2 separate regions of the Homo sapiens genome follow, and region 1 is linked to region 2. Evidence: read pairs that join two places in POLR2A ChIA-PET (ENCODE). Cell type or tissue: endothelial cell of umbilical vein. All regions are shown on one strand. Links, peaks and the distances in the headings refer to the core of each region. The heading gives the core; the rest is flanking DNA. Region 1 has its middle 26 kb from the start of CCND3. Region 2 overlaps MED20 (mediator complex subunit 20).

Region 1 (2,919 bases), core at 136-2,635, 56 kb after region 2:
ACAGTTTACATCTGAGTTAATTATCTTAATTTAAATTTCTGGGAAGATTCTTCCAGGCTGACCTCCTGCTGTATGGGATATGGCAAAATAACTTAGGCCTTTAGACTGAGAGCTTAATTAAAATATGGGCTGTGCTGTGTGACCTTGGCCAAATTACTTAAACCTCAGTGTTCCTGCCTGTAAAATGGGGATAATATAAATTGCATTTAGGGATGGTTATGAGAATAAGAGAAAATACCTAAGATGTCCAGTTTATAGTATGTGCTGTTATTATTATGTTTAGTGCTTGGCTTCAGGTCCTGATCACCTGGTAAGCTTGTTAATTCTGATGGCCACCTTCTGGGCAACACAGAGATATCCGAGCTCCACAAAAACTAAAATCAGCCAGATATGGTGGTGCATGCCTGTAGTCCCAGTTATAGGCTGAGGTGGGAGGATCCCTGGAGCCCAGGAGGTCGAGGCTGCAATGAGCCATAATTGCCACCACTACACTCTAGCCTGGGCGACAGTGAAACCCTGTCTCAAAAAAAAAAGAGAATTCTGATGGCCCTGTTATACTCCCAGAACTGAAAATCAGAATCTTAGGCATGGAGCCCAGGTTCTATATGTTTATCTCCAGGTGATTCCGAAACACATCCAGGGCTGAGAACCACAAGCACACCCTCCCCTCCCCACCGAACCAGGAATTATGTTCTCCTTCTGTTGTCTGTATATCTCCATACAGAATTTACCACAGTCTATCAGTAAACTGTCTCTTAGTTAGGCAGGTCTGTCTATCCCATAGCTAGAAATTCTGAGGGTCAGCTCCCTTCTAGACTGGATGTGGTTATTCCCAAATCAACCATCTACTGAGTCATGCCTCTTCATCCATTACAATAATCTCATTTTAGAGGGGAACCCAAGCTTTTTGATTTATTAATTTATTCACTCATTTGCAGTTGACCCCTTAAGCCCTCTACAGCATGAATAATTGAGAATTCACACAAATTCTGGGGTGAGACTAGAACAAATGGAAAGAGAAGTTTAACACAAGTTGACGCAAGTCTCTAGGTATTAATAACTGCTCCATAATTAATAATAATATAACAATAGTTATATAGCATGCTTTGTGTCAGGCCTTGTTTTAAGTGCCGGCTAACCATAGGTCGAAGGCTTCCTGGATTCCCTAGCAGAGGAATGAATGACATGAAAGGAAATTCCTCTAGGAAAAAAACAAAACAAAACATTTTTGAGGTTTTCTTTGTCTCACCTCTGGTTTCAGACCCATGGTTCCTTTGCTGAGTCATGGAGAACGGCATTTTGAAAGGGGGAAGGCGGAGGAGTGTCACCTTCCTATTCCCAGGGCAGCAGAGTCACCAAGGCTAGACAGCCACATTTTCATCCTACCCTAAGTCTCTTCAATGAATACATAATAATATTAATGAATGCTTGAATGAAAAATTAATAAGTAATTCAACAAGCACTTACTGATTCCCTCTGAAAGATTTGGAATCAAATATCCCTGGATTTGATTCCTACCTCTGTCACTTATGACACTGGGCAAGTGACTAAGCCTCGATTTCTTCATCTATAAAAGGAGCTGGGCCAGGACATATCAGCAAGTTCCTTCTCAACTCTCTAGTCCAGGCTTCTTAGACAATAACCTGCACATGAATCATTTGGAACTTTGGTAAATGCAGATGCTAATTCAACGCTTCCGGGTAGAGCCCGGGAATCTGCATTTCTATCCATCTCCCGCAGCAGCTGCTGGGACACACCTTGAGTAGTGAAGATCACACTTGGAGTCCACACTGAGGCAATTTTTAGCTGTTCTCACTCACAGACTTTCTTATCCATTGTATCAATTTTAGTGCGTCAAAGTGACTTGCAGAACCTGTTAACTATGCAGCTGCGTGATTCTTTCCCCAGTCCCCAGAATCAAAGTCTCAGACACACCCTGGTGGTTCTAACCCCCACTAATGTCCACATCCTTCAAGGTGGTTATTTATTTGCCTTCTCCAGCCTTCCCTTGAGTAGGCCAAATCATTCTAAATGCTTCAAATGTTTTTGCACCCAGGATTTTGTAATAAATTCCCTTTAAAAGGTCAGACATTTATGAGAAGGGAGTTTAATTATTAGTCTTTTCTGAATGTAAACCATCTTCATTCCAACTAAAGTGGTAGGAGAGGAGAAGCAGTATGGGGAAAGAGTAGAATTTCCTGCTGATTTGACACAAAATGCTGATATCAATGAAGATAACATTTAGCTAACAGCAAATGGGGTATAAAGTGTCATCAATTCAATGAATCACTGTGCACTGGAAAAAAATGCCCTAAAATCTCACAGCTCATATATGAAAGAAACTTTGATGTCCCAAATTTGACACTAATCCTAATATCTTTATGACATTACCAATAATGACTTCTGAAGCTGAAATAAGCTTTTCTGGACTATCAATAATAGAAAAAGTTTATAATCAATCATGCTAGAGGAATACTGGTTTTTTTAATTCTATGGAAAATATTACAAAATTATTATGATATGAAGATGCAGCTAAGAAGGATGCAGCCAAAAAACCTAGGAAAATCGGGCCTGTAATCCCAGTTACTTGGGAGGCTAAGGCAGGAGGATTGTTGAGCCCAGAAGTCCAAGCTATGATTACACCATGGTACTCCAGCCTGGGTGACAAAGCAAGACTCCATCTCTAAAAAACAAACAACAACAACAAAGACATAGGAAAAAAAGTATTATAGAGGAATGTCAAAGAGTTAACACAAATAGTATGTTACCTTTCTGGATTTTGAGATGTGTGTGATCTTGATGTTTCAGCTCTTTTTTCTAATACGTTGTGATTTCATTTCAAAATCTAAATATTCACTTTTGTATCTTTTATATCTGTGATTTTATAATGTTTCTGTATTGGTTTGTGTTTGTTTGTTT
Region 2 (2,919 bases), core at 225-2,724:
CTGGTGCCCCGGGTCTCAATCTTGCTGGCCTTAGCACTCTGGAAAAAGCCCTTGAGCTTCACCATAAGCACATCAAAGTTGGTGTCAGCAATAAGGCAAGGGCCATTCTCAAAGAGGGCGAAACAGCTCAATGGGTACTCTGAGTTGTGCATCACATACATCAGCTTCCCGGTCTGACCTGCAAGGGACAGAGATCCTATTCATCATCAAGACTTTCACTGGCAAACCCCAGAGTAGAGTCAAATGACTCCCCCCGGAATGAGGCCAGACAGCAATCTGGCACTACCTCAGCAGTTCTTGGTTGGGGGTGAGGGGAATCCTCTCACTGACAGCCTTTTCTAGAAAGGTAGGGGGAAATAGCAGGAGAGGCAGCATGTGGTAAAACCCACCCTGCTCTACAGAAAACAGTGAGGGGCACACAGGGAACTTTAATAGTGTTGATCATGTTTTAATTCTTAAGTTGAGTGGTGGGCTCACAGATGGTCTACATGTAAAGTCTAACTCCCACAGACTTTACGTATAATCTTTTGTATATTATCATATATTACATAAGTAAAATGAAAGTAACAGCATTTGGGCATGCCAAAGGAAGTAGCTGCTCCCTTCTTCTGCACACTCTTCCTCAGCTTAGCCTCCTCCCTCTTTGAGATCTAGTAAATGGTCCTATGGAAGCAGCAAAGGGGAGTGTCTGAGCATAAGCAGGGAAAGGTAGATGGGATCCAAGCTGTGATAGGTCTTATCTACCATGCCTCAAGAAGTTTAGACTGTATCCTGAAACCAATGGCAAACCGTTGGAGAATTTTTAGAAGTCTAGCCAACTTGGGAAGCAAGCAGCACACTACAGCAGAGAGACCTCAGGATCTGGATCAGAAGATCAACTTTCAAGCCCCAGCTCACCCCTTCCAGTCTCTAAAATATGAGTTTTCTCATTTATTTCCATAGGCTATTTGCAATAAAAATGGAAAGCTATACACATTTAGTTAAGTAGAAAACAAAAGAAGGCAGGGCTGGGCACAGTGGCTCCCACCCGTAATCCCAACACTTTGGGAGGCTGAGGCGGGTGGATCACTTGAGGTCAGGAGTTCCAGACCGGCCTGATCAACATGGTGAAAACATGTCTCTACTAAAAATACAAAAATTATCTGGGTGTGGCGGTGCACGCCTGTAATCCCAGCTACTGGGGAGGCTGAGGCACGAGAATCACCTGAACCCAGGAGGCAGAGGTTGCAGTGAGTTGAGAGCGTGTCACTGCACTCCAGTCTGGGCAACAGAGCAATACTCTATCTCCAAAAAAAAAAAAGAAAAAAAAAGGTAAAAACTGGAAAGCAAGATTCCTCTTTCATACGCTACAAGAATTAATGGATAGACTGCCACAATCCCACATGCTTATTACATATATAAGCCATTCCCAACACTTTTCTTAGGGCTTCAGAGATGTACAAGCAGAGGACTTAGCCCCTGACTTCAAGAAGCTGACAATCAGGCTGGGCACAGTGGCTCACACCTGTAATCCCAGCACTTTGGGAGGCCAAGGTGGGTGGATCACTTGAGGTCAGGAGTTCGAGACCAGCCTGGCCAACATGGTAAAACCTCGTGTCTACTAAAAACACAGAAATTAGCCAGGCATGGTGGCATGCGCCTGTAATCCCAGCTACTCGGGAGGCTGAGGCAGGAGAAGCGCTTGAACCCAAGAGGCAGAGGTTGCAGTGAGCCGAGATCGTGCCACTGCACTCCAGCCTGGGTGACAGCGAGACTCCATCTCAAAAAAAAAAAAAAGCTGACAATCTCATGAGAGAGATAGGCTAAAAACTTTTTTTTTTTTTTGAGACAGAGTCTCACTCTGTCGCCCAGGCTGTAGTGCAATGGTGCAATCTTGGCTCACTGCAACCTCCACCTCTTAGGTTCAAGTGATTCTCTTGCCTCAGCCTCCTGAGTAGCTGGGATTATAGGTGTGAGCCACCACACCTGGCTAATTTTTGTATTTTTAGTAGAGACGGGGTTTCACCATGTTGGCCAGGCTGGTCTTGAACTCCTGACCTCAGGTGATCTGCCCGCCTCAGCCTCCGAAAGGGCTGGGATTCCAGGCATGAGCCGCCACGCCCAGCTGAGATAGGCTAAAAACTTTTTGAAAGACCACAAAATAAAACAAGTTATTACCGAGGAAAGACCACAAGTCTTTCGGAAAAAGGAAAGACTTCAGGATAGGAAAAGATTAAAATGAACAAGTCAGCAGGAAAAAAAAGTAGGATTTGAACTGCAATATGAAGAGAAGGTAGGATCCAGCCACACAAAGGAAAGAAGACATTCTAGACGGGGGTAAGAGTGTGCAACTGAAAAGGGTGCGAGGGCGGCGAGAGCAGAGGTCATATGGCTTCCCTATACAGGCTGCTGTGCGTGAACACAGCAGGCTCTGCACAGATCCTCCAGGCCACATCCCTCCTCCTGACTGCTTGCTGACAATTCACACCTGTCACCTCATTCTAAATCCAGTTCCAAACTTCTCGACTCTGAAGAAAAAAATCCATCCAAAGCCGACCTCGTCATTCTGTTCTGTCTACTCACTGTAATTGCATACTTTATTCATACTATATGAGTCTACAAGTGTTACTGCCTTGGAAATATCTTAAAAGTCAACTAAGGGGTGTGTGTGTGCGCTTAATGAAGAAGGCACTTCTAGTTGTTATGGACAATAACATTTTCCTTTTCTTCTTTTTTTTTTTTTGAGACACGGTGTTGCTCTGTCACCTAGGCTGGAGTGTAGTGGCATGAACACAGCTCACTGAAGCCTCAACCTCCTGAGCCCAAGCAATCCTTCTGCCTCAGTGTCCCATGTAGCTGGGACCACCATGCCCACCTTTTTTTTTTTTTTTTTTTTTTGTAAAGATGAGGTCTTACCATCTTGCCTAGGCTGGTCTCAAA

Evidence for each region. Peaks named below come from ENCODE experiments on the same cell type or tissue, not always from the same donor. Only the 100,000 strongest peaks of a DNase experiment are listed, where the experiment ranks them.
Region 1: POLR2A ChIA-PET joins it to region 2 with 8 read pairs; 13 of 35 experiments call an interaction of 5 or more read pairs at or near these places.

What each region holds. Positions count from the first base shown.
Region 1 is chr6:41,965,896-41,968,814 of GRCh38, forward strand. It overlaps a transcript of CCND3 not described here. Among named protein-coding and RNA genes, the nearest start is that of CCND3, 26 kb to the left of the region's middle. In endothelial cell of umbilical vein, for the core only: no CTCF peak of the experiment used is centred there; a DNase peak (open chromatin) is centred at 1,266; H3K27ac peaks cover 2,043 bases.
Region 2 is chr6:41,909,345-41,912,263 of GRCh38, forward strand. MED20 (mediator complex subunit 20) reads right to left here. Exons shown (of 4, transcript NM_004275.5): 3 at 1-178. It also overlaps a transcript of BYSL not described here. Among named protein-coding and RNA genes, the nearest start is that of MED20, 10 kb to the right of the region's middle. In endothelial cell of umbilical vein, for the core only: no CTCF peak of the experiment used is centred there; no DNase peak of the experiment used is centred there.